2 separate regions of the Homo sapiens genome follow, and region 1 is linked to region 2. The links are chromatin loops, found by intact Hi-C in ENCODE. Cell type or tissue: dorsolateral prefrontal cortex. All regions are shown on one strand.

What was found. Hi-C counts contacts between places; a loop is a spot of excess contacts. Peaks named below come from ENCODE experiments on the same cell type or tissue, not always from the same donor. Only the 100,000 strongest peaks of a DNase experiment are listed, where the experiment ranks them.
Region 1: a loop joins it to region 2, with 3 times the contacts of the local background. A loop is called at or near these places in 6 of 110 quality-filtered maps.

Annotation. Positions count from the first base shown.
Region 1 is chr1:45,878,704-45,886,703 of GRCh38, forward strand. It overlaps MAST2 (microtubule associated serine/threonine kinase 2), which reads left to right. Exons shown (of 29, transcript NM_015112.3): 4 at 3,661-3,692. The region is part of intron 2 of LOC105378694 (a long non-coding RNA gene); the gene reads right to left. Among named protein-coding and RNA genes, the nearest start is that of MAST2, 79 kb to the left of the region's middle. In dorsolateral prefrontal cortex, a CTCF peak has its summit at 3,060 (motif pointing left); no DNase peak of the experiment used is centred here.
Region 2 is chr1:45,355,916-45,363,915 of GRCh38, forward strand. All of the region lies in intron 4 of TESK2 (testis associated actin remodelling kinase 2), which reads right to left. It also overlaps the pseudogene LOC124904849. Among named protein-coding and RNA genes, the nearest start is that of TOE1, 20 kb to the left of the region's middle. RefSeq lists enhancers at 3,980-4,079, 4,340-4,419, 4,550-5,049. In dorsolateral prefrontal cortex, CTCF peaks have their summits at 4,069 (motif pointing right), 4,270 and 5,342; DNase peaks (open chromatin) are centred at 4,056 and 5,296; H3K4me3 peaks cover 1,578 bases; H3K27ac peaks cover 3,171 bases.

The DNA of each region.
Region 1 (8,000 bases), 520 kb after region 2:
AGCAATTGGAAAATGAAATAAAAGTTTTTATTTATAATAGCTTTAAAAAATCTACTTAGGGATGAGCTTAATAAAAGGAGTGCAAGGTGTTTTTGTTAAAAACGATAAAACATTGCTTAGAGTAATTAAAGAACTCGGTAAATGGAGAAGTACTATGTTCATGTATTATAAGACTTGATATTTTGAGATATCACTTCTTTCCAAATTGATGTATAATCCCAGCAGGCTTTTTTTTTTTTGGTAAAAATTAATAATTGGATTCAAAAATTCAAATCGAAATGCAAGAATCTAGAATATCTAAAGCAATCTTGGAAAATAATAAAGTTAAAGGACTGTACAATCTGACTTTAGGACTAAATATAAAACCACAGAATCATGATAGTGTGGTGCTTGCATAGGGCAGAAAAATAGATCAGTAGGATGCAATAGAGAGCCCAGAAAGGTTAAAAAAAAAATTGTTAGGGAAAGGACAGTGTTTTCAATAAATGGTATTGAAATAAGTGGATATCCATATGAAAAAAAATGAACCTTAATTTCATCTCACATACTACCTCAAAATTAATTTTCACTCATCAAAAGGCTCTACTGGCCTGGCATGGTGGCTCACGCCTGTAATCCCAACACTTTGGGAGGTTGAGGCAGGTGGATCACCTGAGGTCAGGAGTTCTAGACCAACTTGACCAATATGGTGAAAACCCATCTCTACTAAGAATATAAAAATTAGCTGGGCATGGTGATGGGTGCCTGTAATCCCAGCTACTTGAGAGGCTGGGGCAGGAAAATCACTTGAACCCAGGAGGTGGAGGTTGCCGCACGCCGAGATTGCACCACTGCGCTCCAGCCTGGGTGACAGAGCGAGACTCCATCTCAAAAAAAAAAAAAAAAAAAGGCACCACCAATAACTTTAGTAGGCAAGCCACAGATTAGAACATATTTATAAAACACATATGACAAAGGACTTGTATTTAGAAGATTATGAAGAGCTCTTATAATTCAATAGTAAAAAGATAACTCAATTTTTAAAAAGGTAAAAAAATTTTAAGATACTTCACAAAGGAATATATATTGATGGTTAATAAGCACATGAAAAGATACTCAACATCGTTAGTCATCAGGAAAATGATTAAAGCCACAATGAGATACCCGTACACACCTAAATGGCTAAAATGTAAAATGACTAAAATATAAAAAGCTGATACCATGTATTGGCATGAATGTAGAGTAGTTCGAACTTTCTTATATTATTAATGTGAACATAACATGTATTAGCTAGGATGTGAAGCAGTTGAAACTCTCATACATTGTTAATGGGAATGTAGCATGGTATAATCACTTTAGAAAAAGGTCTGGTAGCTTCTTATAAATCTAAATATATATCTACCCTTTAACTGAGTAATTCTACACTTTTAGGGATTTACCCAAGAGAAGTGAAATATAGCTTGTCAAAAAACATGTTATAGGAATGTTAATAGCTGAAAAATGGAATTGGAGAAACGATAAATTAACTGGGGTATATTATTCATATTGCCATTGTTACCTGCAACAACATGGATAAATCTCACAAATACTATGCTGAGTTGAAGAAGCCTATGTAAAAAGGTTTATATTTGTATGGTTCCATTCATATGAAGTTTTGAGGAAGTAAAAGTAATCTGTGGTGACATAATGAGAATAATATTTGCTTGGGGTAGGAAGATAGTGGTTTGTTTGGGGATTTACGAAGAAAGGACATGGTGGAACTTTCTGGATTGATGGACATGTTCTATATTTTGATAGAGATTTAGGTTATCTGAGTATATGTACTTAACAGACTTATCAATTGGCATACGTAAGATTAAGTAATTTAAGATTTGTACAGTTGAATGTTTGTAAATTTACCTAGAAAAACACACAAAAGAATTGCAATCAAATACTGAATTTTAGCAAAAATAATTTTATAAAATAAGCGAATTTTACAAAAATAAGGCATATTAAACTTATTGTGAAAAGTAAACCGGCTGGGCGTGATGGCTGACACCTGTAATCTCAGCACTGTGGGAGACCAAGGTGGGAGGATCACTTGAGGTCAGGAGTTTGAGACCAGCCTGGCCAACATGGTGAACCCCTGTCTCTACTAAAAATACAAAAAAATTAGCTGGGCATGGTGGTGCATGCCTGTAATCCCAGCTGGAGGCTGAGGCAGTAGAATCGCTTGAACCCAGGAAGTGGAGGTTGCAGTGAACCGAGATCGGCCAGCCTGGGTGACAGCGTGAGACTCCATCTCAAAAAAAAAAAAAAAAGAAAAGAAAAAAGCAAATCTATAAAATGTTTAGAAGAAAATATAAGCACATATATTCATGACTGTGTATGAGGGATATATTTCTTACATGGACAGTTGTTTTGGAGAGCAATTTGGAATATCCAGTACTTTATGACTCAGTAGTTCAACATCCAAGAAACTTTTTCTACATGCGCACTAGGAAACAACTACAAGAATGTTTACAAGAGTATTGTTTTAATGGAGAAGAAAAAGATGGAAAGAAAATTAAATTTCCATTTACTAGAGAATAGATAAATAAATATTGGTATATTCATAGACTGGACCACTGTCTGAAGATCAGTGAACTAAAGTGAAATATATCCACATGGGTGAATCTCCCAGTTTTCATAATGTTGGCTGATGTCAACAGAGGAATACATATAATATAATACCATGTATATATAATTTTAAAACATGTAAAACAATACTACTAATTTTTTACAAATCCAAAAACACGTATTGAAAATATTTAAAAAATTAAGAATAGTTGTTAATTTAGGACTGGTGGGAGGTGGGACTTGATACACTTGGAAAGCAAGTCACAGGGGCCCCAGCTGTTATCGTAAAGGTTATTTCTTATGCCAGTGGTGTGTGAAGTCATCTCTTTGTTATATTATTAACTATACTACTTTATTTGTCTAAAATATTTTCTAGTTATCACCCACTGCCCCTAATCCTATTTCATTCCTTCTGTATGCTTGCCACTAATGCCCTTTACAATTCAGCAGCAGTTAATGGCTGGCCTAGAGTGCCTGTAATCTACACTGGGGAGATGGTTCCATCTAGTGGGAAAAATGTTGCATGTATTCTATGAGACATTCCTTTTAGGAAGGAAGGATAAAGAAGTAATAGTTTGCCTGAGTGCTTTTATTTCACAAAAATTTAAGAGACAGGCTGGGCATGGTGGCTCACACCTGTAATCCCAGTACTTTGGGAGGCCGAGGCGGGCGGATCACGAGGTCAGGAGATCGAGACCATCCTGGCTAACACGGTGAAACCCCGTCTCTACTAAAAAAAAAAAAAAAAAAAAAAAAAAAAAATTAGCCAGGCGTGGTGGCGGGTGCCTGTAGTCCCAGCTACTCAGGAGGCTGAGACAGGAGAAAGGCGTGAACCTGGGAGGTGGAGCTTGCAGTGAGCCAAGATTGCGCCACTGCACTCCAGCCTGGGAGACAAAATGAGACTCCGTCTCAAAAAAAAAAAAAAATAAATAAAATTTAAGAGGCAAAGAAAAAGTTGTTATTTAGAAATATGTGGCCTTTTCCATTATTAAGATAATGCTGTGAATTTCCTAGGACATTTAGGTAGACCAACAGGACTCAGATGGGTTCTTATTTCTAACTTGCATATGTTTTGTTTTTCAGAAGGAGTTGAGCCTTCCAAGAAGAGGCAGCTTGTAAGTAGATGATTATTACCATTATGATTATGATCTCCTACTTAGGAACCCCTCTTGGGAACATTTCCCACTATCATGTGGAGGAATCCCGCTCAGTACACAATTTCTTTCTGTGTACTCCTATCTGAGCTAGGGAAGCCAGCAGGCCAACTGACTTCTCCCACTAGGTCAGATCTTCCCCTCCTCCCCATTCCTCCCGACCTCCAAACCTCTTCCCTCTCAGTTTCTACATAGCATTCTGGGAAAGTTACAACTTAAATATTCATCACAGTCTTATACTTGTGCTTTGGGATTTACTGAGTTTTCGTAGACTCAAGCTAAGGAAGTAGGAATATTAAAATGGAAACCCTTTGCATTTACATCTATCCGGTAACATGGTATGAGGAGAAGACCAACTTTTCTGATAAGTTGAGGCAAGGCCAGCTAAGTTTGGAGACTATGTTGAATGGAATAGGTTCCCAACCTGTTTGGTTTTTTTCTGGCTTCAGGGTTAGGGGAGATTAATAAATAGTCTTTGCCCCTGGATTTTAATTTCTTAAATTCTCTTGGACTGCTTTTCCTCTAGGAATTCTGTTGGGGCAGTATTAGAAATTTGGCCAATCAGAATCTCCTGGAATGTTTGTTAAAGTGCAGAGTGTGAACTTAATGCATTAAAATCTCTGTGTTGGGGCCCAAAAACCTGTACTGTATATACCTAAAACATACTCATATTTACCATGATTTACTAGTAAAGTCACATCTGGGGAACCCTAAGGAAATAGAGCTGTGATAAAACAATGGCTTTTAAACTTTTCCTTAACAAAAAAAGAGATGTAATTAAGGAGGAGATCACAACAGCATTCATATTTATTAAGTATACTTTATATACACATCATATGCAATTTTTAAATGTTTAAATGAAACATGTAGTAATTCTTTCTGTTACTGTCCATTTTAGGATTTTGTTTTGTGAAAAATGCTCTAGTGATTAAATTTTCCTCTGAGGTTTTTGTGAAGCCTTTTGGGCTGTTTACGAAAACTTATTTTGGTTTGATATGAAGAGGCTTGAGTCAGAAAACTCATAAGGTTCAGTCTTGACCATGCCATTTAACTAGCTTTGTAAACCTAGACAAATCACTTTATCTTCTTAAACCTCAGTTGCCTTATCTATAAAATGAAGATAATGTTACCTGTGTTTTCTTCTTACTAAGCCTGTTAGAAGGATCACTTAATATATGTATAGTGCTTTATTACTTATAGTTTAATTTTAATATATATTAGTTTTAGAATTCTTAATGGGTTAAATTTGGATGAATTCTATTATTTAAGAGGCACATTTTAAATTTTAAATTCAGTTTCTAGCAGTGGATATTCAGTCTAGCTTCACAAGTGTCCTGAGTCTTCTGTAAATGGCAAGGGCTCTACCAGGACTCTTAGAGGAATGAGACACCAAATAGGTATGCATAACTGAAAAGGAGTAGCTTTTCAGCATCATAGTCAGGAAATATTTGTACTTGGTCATTTTTCTACTATTTCTGCCCCCCCCGCTTTTTTTTGGTTGCTTCTATTTGAAAACTGCCTGAGATTTGCCTTTTCTTAGTATTAAGTGAAATAAATTAAGGCCTGAGACAGGTAGCTTCTTGCAGAAATGTGTGTCCTCAATGAATGGAGTTGCTGGGAAGAAGGAGAAGGAGGAGTATTCTTATTTTTATTTTATACCAGAATAATTTTTTGGTCATTTTAGTGATATCTAAAGTTAGGCCTACTCTAACTGCCTTAAAAACGTTTAATTAATAAGGATCAGAAATAGATTTTCCCTCCTCTTTTTTGATAAAGTAACTCACATTTAAACAATTGATCACTCAGTAAATACACAGTAATATCTACTCTGGGTCAGGTGCGGTGGCTCACACCTATAGTCCCAGCACTTTGGGAGGCTGAGGTAGGTGGATCACCTGAGGTCAGTAGTTCGAGACCAGCCTGACCAATATGGTAAAACCCTGTCTCTACTAAAAATAAAAATAAAAATTAGCCGGGCGTCATGGCGTGCGCCTGTAGTCCCAGTTACTCAGGGGGCTGAGACAGGAGAATTGCTTGAATCCAGGAGACGGAGGTTGCAGTGAGCTGAGATCATGCCACTGCACTCCAGCCTGGGCGACAGAGTGATGCGCCGTCAAAAAATAAATAAATAAATAAATAAAAAAGCCTACTCTGTGCTGGGTAGAGTGATCTAAGTTCTGAGGCTGTTAAGATTCAATTAGATAAATTCTTCTCTTTTGAAGAGCTTACACTTAAGTAAGCCAGAAGTTCTTCAGTTCTTTAATATAAACAATATCCTTTCTTATCTTTAACATTAGAGGAGTCGAAAAAGTTTTGTTCTGGAAGGAAGCAAGGAAACATGGGTACTAATATAGGCTTTGCCACTAACAAATTATGTGTGGCTTTAAAACAGGAGCTCCCACTTCTGGACCTGAATTGCCATACTTGTAAAATGAAGGGATTGGCTACCTGATCTCTATGCTTAGTCATCTCCCCAAACAGTTAAAGTTCCATGGTACCTCTTGTACACAGAGCTGGGCAAGTCTTTGTAGGGAGTGTGCAGTAGGAGGCAAAGTACTGCTTAGCATTTGTAGTAAAGAAAACAGGTAAGAACCACAAAACAAATATTTGAATAAGTTTAATTACTACAAAATTTGTTGTGTGGAAAAACTGATGTTAATAAAATGAGTGACTTACCATTTGCTCCACTGTTTCTCGTCCTCATAGCCTGATCTGGAAAATTTTTAAAGTTTCTATAATTGTCATTTAAGTCTTGGTCAGAAGGAGGGGGCATCATATTTGTGTCCCTGTTTGCCTTTCTTAGAATGGTTCTCCCAAGAGCGAATCCTATGGTGTGCTCATTCCAGGTTATAAAGGCCCGTTTCCTCTGATATATCCTTCATGGACATAGAGAAATTTAGAATTTGCCTCTAGTTTGGTGTTCTTGTCCTTTGAGAGAGCGTTTTTGTTAATTAATTTTTGAGGCTTTCAATTGCTGTGCTTTTCACGTAATATGTTAGTTGCATTAAAATGGACAGGAACTCAAATATGAGTTTCTAGACTTATGTGACAACTTGGCATTATACAAAATACACATTCTTCCACTCAACAAGTAATTCCTCCAAAGTCTCCAAATTGGTAAGTGGAAGTATAGCATAAAAATTAACAGCTTGGGTTTGCAAGTCAGGCAGATGTGGGTTTCAGTCACGGCACTATTACTTACTAGATGTTTTTTGGTAAAATCAGTTACTATATTTTTGTCTTTTTGCCTCCATTCACTTTGTCATTTGCTCAAATCTTTCCATCCATGCATCCATCATACTATATTATTTTAGTTCCAGTTAGGTGTAGGCACTATTCTAGATACTGGAGATACAGTAGTGAATAAAGCAGACAAGGTCCCTGTGCTCATGGAGTTTCCATTCTACTTAAGAGAGACAAAAACATGTATGATATGCCATATGGTACTTACTGCTATGAAGAAAAATAAAGCCAGATATCAGAGAGGAGGATGTGTGTTTCTGTGGGGGTGAGGGTTTAAATTTTAAATTTTAAATTGAATTGTCTAGGCTGGGTGTGGTGGTTCACACCTGTAATCCGAGCACTTTGAGAGACTAAGGCAGGAGGATCGCTTGAGTTCAGGAGTTTGAGAACAGCCTGGGCAACATAGTGAGACCCTGTCTCTACAGAAAAATTTTAAAAATCAAAAAATTTTGTATTGTCCAGGAATTTTCTCATTAAGGCAACATTTGAGCAGAGAACAGGAGTCTGGAATGAGTGATACTGAGATAGAGATAGATCGATAAATATATATGTATATATTATATATATTTATATACTTATATAAGTATACATATATATTTATATATTGTATACATATTTATATATGTATCTATAAGTACACACACACACACACACACACACACACACACACATTTATAGTGACATTGGTCAGATTAGGGAAGAGAGCTGTTACATTCTAATACGCAAAATGCAAACATCATCTATGCCTGCCACGATAAGGGCTTTATTGGGGCAAGGTGGTTATGAAAGTTCTTTTGGCCTGGCTCATACCATTTATTTTAGATGTAGCTTCCTGAAACTAAATCATTTTCATTTTTAGAAAGCTATTTCATATTTAAACCCATCTGGGTATTTTTTTAATGCATTAAAAATGTAGTTTAGAATATCAGACCTAAGGGAGTTGATAACTTTGTTCAAAGTACAATATCTGTGAAAAGAAGATTTTGAAGTTCTAAAGTTACTTGTATCTGTTTACCCAGGCTAGAA
Region 2 (8,000 bases):
AGATGAGTCAGGAAGTGAGGCTGACATGTTTTGCTAAGATATGTGAACTTTATCCTGTCTATAGGAAACAAAAGAAGCATTTTAAGCAGGAGAGCCACATGGTTATATTTGCTTTTTAAAGAAAATATTATTTTAGCCATGGTATGATAGATGGATTAGAGTGAAAAATACAGAGAAAGGGAAATAGGAGATTACTGCAATAATCCTGGTGAGAGCAGGGCATCTGAATCATGGCAATAGTGGAGGCATTGGAACAAGGCAAGATTCAAAATGTATTTAGATGGCAGAATTAAAAAAAAAAAACTTGATAATTGCCTGGATTAGAGAATGAGAGCAATAGGCTATTGGTCCCTGGATGTCATTTTTAAATACCCAGAGAGCAAGGAGAGGAGTAGGTTTTTAGAAGAAGAGGCAATGTTAAAAGAGAGTGAGTTCAGGCCAGGTGTGGTGACTCATGCCTGTAATCCTAGAACTTTGAGAGGTAGAGGATCGCTTGAGCTCAGGAGTTCAGACCGGCCTGAACAGCATAGTGAGAGACTTAGTCTCTACAAAAATAAACAGAATTAGCTGGACGTGATGGTGCACACATGTAGTCCTAGCTACATGGGAAGATCGCCTGAGCCTGGGAGGTTGAGGCTGCAGTGAGCTAAGATCATGCCAATGCACTCCAGCCTGGGTGATAGACAGAGCGAGACCCTGTCTTAAAAAAAAAAAAAAAAAAGATAGTGAGTTCAGCTGGGAGAAGTTAAATTATTAAAGGTACAGGTGCTTATTGGACAACCAAGGTGGAAATGATCTAAATAGAGTCAGTTTGAAGCTTAAGAACAAAGTCTAAGTGAAAGACAATATTTAGGAGGCAAAAACATTGAGCTGAAGCAGTCATGCATTCCAAGGTCATGCATGCCCAGGGTTTAACATGTAAGATGGGAAATCAACAGAATCCCAAGGAACAGGCAAGAATGTCAATAGGAGAACATTCTAAATGTTCAGAAGGACGGCCGGGCGCAATGGCTCATGCCTGTAATCCTAGCACTTTGGGAGGCCGAGGCGGGTGGATCACCTGACATCAGGAGTTCAAGACCAGCCTGGCCAAGATGGTGAAACTCTGTCTCTGTTAAAAATACAAAAAAATTAGCTGAGCATGGTAGCAGGCGTCTGTAATCCCAGCTACTCAAGAGGCTAAGGCAGGAGAATCACTTGAACCCGGGAGGCAGAGGTAGTAGTGAGCTGAGATCGTGCCATTGCACTCCAGCCTGGGCAACAAGAGCTAAACTCCATCTCATAAATAAATAAATAAATAAATAAATAAATAAATAAATAAATAAATGTATGTATGTATGTATGTATGTTCAGAAGGACAATGACATTCTACATGTCAGAAGGAAAGCATTCTACAAAGGAAATGACTGACAGTATCAAAAGCCATGAATGAGGAAGACGAGCTTGAAAGGTATCCACTGAATTTGCAACCAGGAAATCATTGGCAACCTTGGACAGAGCAGTTTCAGTAAAGTGGTTAAGACGAGTAAGACTGAAGTGAACAGAGGAAAGAGTAGCAGATAAGGTTATGGAGAAACTATTTGAAGATAGTCTTGCTGTTCATCATTCCTAAATACCCATGAAGGGCAGCTTTGCTTTTTTAGTAAAAAAAAAAAAAAAGAAAAAAAAGTGAATAAGGCTGGGCACGGTAGGAGGCCAAGGTGGGAGGATCACTTGAGGTCAGGAGTTTGAGACCAGCCTGGGGAAAGTGGCAAAATCCCGTCCCTACAAAAAATACAAAAATTGGCCAGGCACGGTAGCTCCCAGGGGTGGGATCATAGTAGCTAACACCTGTAATCCCAGCACTTTGGGAGGCCAAGGCAGGTGGATTACCTGAGGTCGGGAGTTCGAGACCAGCCTGACCAACATGGAGAAACCCTGTCTCTACTAAAAATACAAAATTAGCCAGGCATGGTGGCGCATGCGTGTAATCCCAGTACTCGAGAGGATGAGGCAGGAGAATCGCTTGAACACGGGAGATGGAGGTTGCAGTAAGCCGAGATTGCACCATTGTACTCCAGCCTGGGCAAGTGACGGAGTGAAACTCCGTCTAAAAAAAAAAAAAAAAAAAAAAAAAGCCTGGGCACAATGGCTCACACCTGTAATCCCAGCACTTTGGGAGGCCAAGGTGGGCAGATCACGAGGTCAGGAGATCGAGACCGTCCTAGCTAACATGCTGAATCCCCGTCTCTACTAAAAATACAAAAAATTAGCCGGGCGTGGTTGCAGGCGCCTGTAGTCCCAGCTACTCGGGAAGTTGAGGCAGGAGAATGGCATGAACCCAGGAGGCGGAGCTTGCAGTGAGCCGAGACTGTACCACTGCACTCCAGCCTGGGCAACAGAGCGAGACTCCATCTCAAAAAAAAAAAAAAATTAGCTGGGTGTGGTGGTGTGTGCCTATAGTCACAGCTACTCACAGGTTGAGGTTGGGATGATCACTTGAACCTCAGGAGGTCAAGGCTGTAGTGAGCCATGATTGTGCCACTAGATTCCAGCCTAGGCAACAGAGAGAGACCCAGTCTCAAAAAAAAGTGAGTAAGTATATGTATTTATAAATAATAATAGCAGCTGTTATTTATATAGTATCTAAATTGTTTCAGGCACTGTTCTGAGAGTTTTGCATATATTATCTCATTTAATCTGCACAATAACCCTATAAGGTAGGTACACTGGTACTTTTTTTCCTTTTTTTTTTCATGTCAGACAACGTGCAGACATTAATAAGGTTTGAGGGTAGTACACCTCACACATGCACATGAAAATCCAATCATCGTGCTATGGACTACAAAATGACTACATACTATTACTCATTTTAGAGAAGGCATTTAGAAATTAAGCAACTTGCTTAAAGTTATCCAGTTATTAAGTGGCAGAGACTGGCAGACTCTGCAGTCTGGCTCCAGAGTCCATACTCTTTACCACTACGTTGCACTGGAGACTTAGAGACCACAGCATCTGAGTAAGAGAGCCTCATGCAGCACAGGAGCTCAAAAATGAATTTACTCAAACCTTATATGATGTATTATCTCCCTCCTCCTCCCAAGGGAGAAAAAGAGGGAAATTCCTCTAAGCCTAAAATTTATATCTTAATACATATTTTTGGGTACCATTGCATTTACAAAGGACTAGGGAACTTAATGGGATAAGAGGAGAAATATCTGAATTCTAGCCCAATTCAGCCTCCTAATAGCCATTTAACTTGGACAAATCAACTAATAAGGCTATCCATCTTTCACTTTTCTCAACTATAAGTAGGTATGATAATCCCTGATTCACCTAATTTGCAGTGTTGTTATGAGAATCTAATAAAATATGTGAAAGTTGGCCAGGCGCCGTGGCTCACGCCTGTAATCTCAGCACTTTGGGAGGCCAAGGCGGGCAGATCACCTAAGGTCAGGAGTTCAAGACTAGCCTGGCCAACATAGTGAAACCCCATCTCTACTAAAAATACAAAAATTAGCCGGGCATGGTGGTGGGTGCCTGTAATCCCAGCTACTCGGGAGGCTGAGGCAGGAGAATCACTTGAACCCGGGAGGCGGAGGCTGCAGTGAAGTGAGATTGAGCCACTGCACTCCAGCCTAGGCAACAGAGTGAGACCCTGTCTTGAAAAAAAAATATGTAAAAGTTGGCCAGGCGAGATGGCTCACACCTGTATTCCTAGCACTTTGGGAGGCCAAGGCAGGTGGATCCCCTGAGGCTAGGAGTTCGAGACCAGTCTGGCCAACATGGTGAAACCCCATCTCTACTAAAGATACAAAAATAAGCAGGGCATGGTGGCAGACGACTGTGATCCCAGCTACTTGGGAGGCTGAGGCACGAGAATCACTTGAACCTTGGAGGCAGAGGTTGCGGTGGGCAGAGATCATATCACTGCACTCCAGCCTGGGCAACAGGGTGAGACTCTGTCTCAAAAAAATAATAATAAAATAAAATATGTGAAAGCGCTTCGAAAAAAATTTAAATGTCATATATTTTCTGATGTGGTAATAATATAAGCACCAAAAAGAACCAGTTGGGGGCAGCACCATGCAGCACTTCAGATCCTTGGAAGCGTCGGACCAGTTTTGGCAAGACAGAAAGAATGACTAAAAATAAATCTTCCAACTTCTCAAAAGGGAAACTTGTTGATCTGCTTCATCCTGCTTGATAATCCATCTTTGAAAATCTTAAAATAAGGCATAATGACGGCATAAGCACAGCGCCTTGCTCTCTTCATTCTAGTTGAATCTGCCCAAGATTCACATTTGAGGTGCCCATTTGCTGAAAAGAAACTGAGCTTGTGAACTTCAGGGTTATAAGTGGGCAGTGAAGCTGACATCTAATCATGCAGGCAGATTTCTTTAGCTCTGAAAGTCAAAAGGTAGGCAGTGGTTCACTTCTTTAGCATGATGACAGTGTGATATGTCGGGCCTGTCTTCAGGAGCCACTCAGGTTTCCCAACTGAGTGCCAGGCAGAAGACACTATAATGAAAAGACTGTATGTGCACTCTCTATAGGCCAGGTGACACCAGGACTCTTGGTTCTGGGAAACACTTGTTTACTCTGTTCAGCAGTGTCTCTGAAGGCCCTGGAAATCCATATGCAAAGCCAGAGGGTGGAGAGCACAGGAAAAGGTGACAAAAGATGAGGAATCACACTTGGCTAATAGATTCTGGCTTCTCCAGGCAAACTGGAAAAAGCGCAAACCAAGGACCAGAGAGGGAAAACAAATGGAATTTGCTTTTACAACCCATTTCTCTTGCCTGCCTTTGGTGAATACATTAGTTGGGCTGATAAGCCTGTAGGCCCTCAGAAACCGCTTCTCAATGTTTCAAGACCTCTGCATGCATAAGAAAAGGAAATTTGAGATTTGTCAACAAGGAAGATTTCTTTCTTTTTTTTGAGACGGAGTCTCACTCTGTCCCTCAGGCTGGAGTGCAGTGGCGCCATCTCGGCTCACTGCAACCTCCACCTCCCAGGTTCAAGTGATTCTCCAGCCTCAGCTTCCCGTGTAGCTGGGATTACAGGCTGTGTCACCACACCCAGCTAATTTTTGTATTTTTTAGTAGAGACAGGGTTTTCCCATGTTGGCCAGGCTTGTCTCGAACTCCTGACCTCAGGTGATCCACCCGCCTCAGCCTCCCAAAGTGCTAGGATTACAGGCGTGAGCTACCGCACCCAGCCAGAAGATTGCTACACGGTCTCTGTGCCCATTAGCTGGAATGTTCACTTCTCCATAAGCAACTCCCAGTGCAGACTCAGCTGGTGTGGCCTCTAAACAAATCCCTCTGCAGGAAGCAGAGACAAGAGCAACTGCATTAGCATGTTCAGCTTTCCCGGATGGGGATAACAGCTGCTTTGCTTTCATTTTCAGCTAGACTACTCCCTCGGTCAGCCCTATAAAATGACCCAAGGCATTGGTAATACATTTAATTAATACAGAAGTTTTAATATTTTTAATTGTTGTTATTTTAACCTTTCAAGTTAGAAAACTATAATACAGTCAATAAAATGTGTTATAGATACTTCAATACCTCTCAGTGGCTGTTACCTTTTTCTATACCAACTTTACCTATACCAAAACTTGCCTCACTTCCTCACGGTCTAATAAAATAACAGAGTTTCTTCCATTTCATTTGTGTTTGATACTTGGTTTCATTAAATATATACAGCCTTTTCCTAGAAGGCACTCAATAACTTTCTAAAGTGTATTGGTAATTCAACTATATTATGTAAATAAACCTTTATTACTAAAATGCAAGAAATCATATGCCAACATCTTTTTTAAAATCACCAAAGGCACAGAGAAGTGGACACTCAGTTCTCCACTCAGGAATATCAATTCAGGTTATTTCTACAAACATTTATTGAGCACTCCTCCCCCTACTGCCACTTCCATATGAGAGTAAGAACTTGTCTCTTGGCCAGGCACAGTGGCTCTCGCCTGTAATCCCAGCACTTTGAGAAGCTGATGTGGGAGGATCGCTTGAGGCCAGGAGCTCAAGACCAGCCTGGGCAACATAGCAAGACCCCCACTCAAAAAAAAGATGGTAAATTATATGTTATATGTATTTTACCACGATAGAGAATGTGTGTACAAGTGTCCCCATAGTTCTTTAGTCCCTTCCACTATGTAAGGACACAACAAAAAGACAGGCATTTATGAACCATGAAGTAGGCCCTCACCAAACACTGAATCTGCCTGTGCCTAGATCTTAGATTGCCCAGCCTCCAGAAGTGTGAGAAATAAATTTTTGTTGTTTATAAGCTACCCAGTCTATGATATATTCTTATAGCAGCATAAATGGACTAAGACAACTGCCTAGGCTAAAGAGTATAGGTTCTTCCCACATATCCCTATAGGGTCTGGTAGGTACCAATTCAGGCACAGACAAGCACATAAACATATCCATACAGAGAATATTCTGGACTGGCTCTAGGGAATATGTACCTCTCTCTGAGGTAAATGCACCCAGGACTCCAGTTCCCAATTCTTGCTGATTCTAGTCAGCTACAGTAGTTTCAACCAATTATAACTATTCAGAACAATAAGACAAAATGGTAGTTTTAAAAAAATTTGAATTACCAGTGTACTGATACCTGCAACCAAATAAGCTTATCTCTGAACAGTGGTTCAAAGGCATTCAGAGAAGGTCTGGAGAAAATATCAACTCTAAGAATTATTATTCCTTTTTGAAAAATCTACCCAACTGGCCAGGAGTTAGGGCATTTACCCAAAGAAGATAACTGTGCTGTCATCTAACTAGCAGAGATAATTTGCTACCATCTAATTAGCAACATGGTACTGAGAAAGATTCATCCATCCTTCTGTTCACCTACCCAAACACTGAAAACCTACAATGTGAAACACAAAGATAAATGGGGCCAGTCTCTGCCCACAGAGACTAGTCTAGCCTAGATGGTCTAGTAGGGATGCCATACAATCAACTAACACTTTTTTTTTTTCACACAGGAGAATAACATGATCAGATATGCTACATAGAAATATTCTAACAGTAGTATAAAAATTGTATGAAAAGGTCAGGAACTGAGGCTGGGAGAAGAGTTAGGATAACCAAGGCCTGAATAAGACAATGGCAGCAAGAATGGAAAGGAGGTTATTATCTCAGAGACATTAGAGGTAGAATCAGCAAGATTTGGTGTTTGTTCAAAGGCAAGGAGTAATTAAAGAGATAAGGTCTAAATACAAAGTCAGTCCAGTTTGGTGTTTAGCTCATAGTACACAACTCATTCTCCCATTTAACAGTATCTTTTTAAAATTTATTTTCATTTTTTACAACAGGTAGAACCCACTATCAATAACTTATCATTCTCACGCCTCCCTTAGGTTATTCCATTAGCTTTCTAACCTGTTTTCTTGCCCCCTTTTGCATCTTGAAAAGATTTAGCCCTCATTCCAATCCATTTTCCACAATATAGCCAAGACAATCTTTCTGAAATGCCAACCTGAAGCCACTCTCCTGTTAAAATTATTCAGTGATGTGCTATTACTTGTAGGATAAAACCCACAATCCTTAGAAAGGCACACAAAGCCTTTCACTCCTGCTTATAAAAGTCTGACTCCTGCTCACCTGCACATTTGTACACATTGCTGGTCCCTTTACCTCTAATATCCTTCCCCTTTCCCCACCTAGGCCTGGCTAATATTCACTCATTGTTGAGGATTTAATTCCATTTCATGGTAACCCATAGGCAGGGTTGGGGATAAGAAAGACAGTCTATGCAAAAGGAACACAAAGATAACAAAGCACAGAGATTAGTAATTATTCTTTTTTTTTTTTCTGTATAAGTAGGGGAGAAAGTATGAAGCTAAAAAGTTAAGATGGGCAGTATAATATAGTGGTGACTGCAGTTAGGCTGGCTAGGATTGAATCTCATCTCAGACTATAATAGTTGTAGAGCCCTGAGTTGGTTACTCAGTTTGTTTAATACACATCTATAAAATGGGAATAATAATAGTG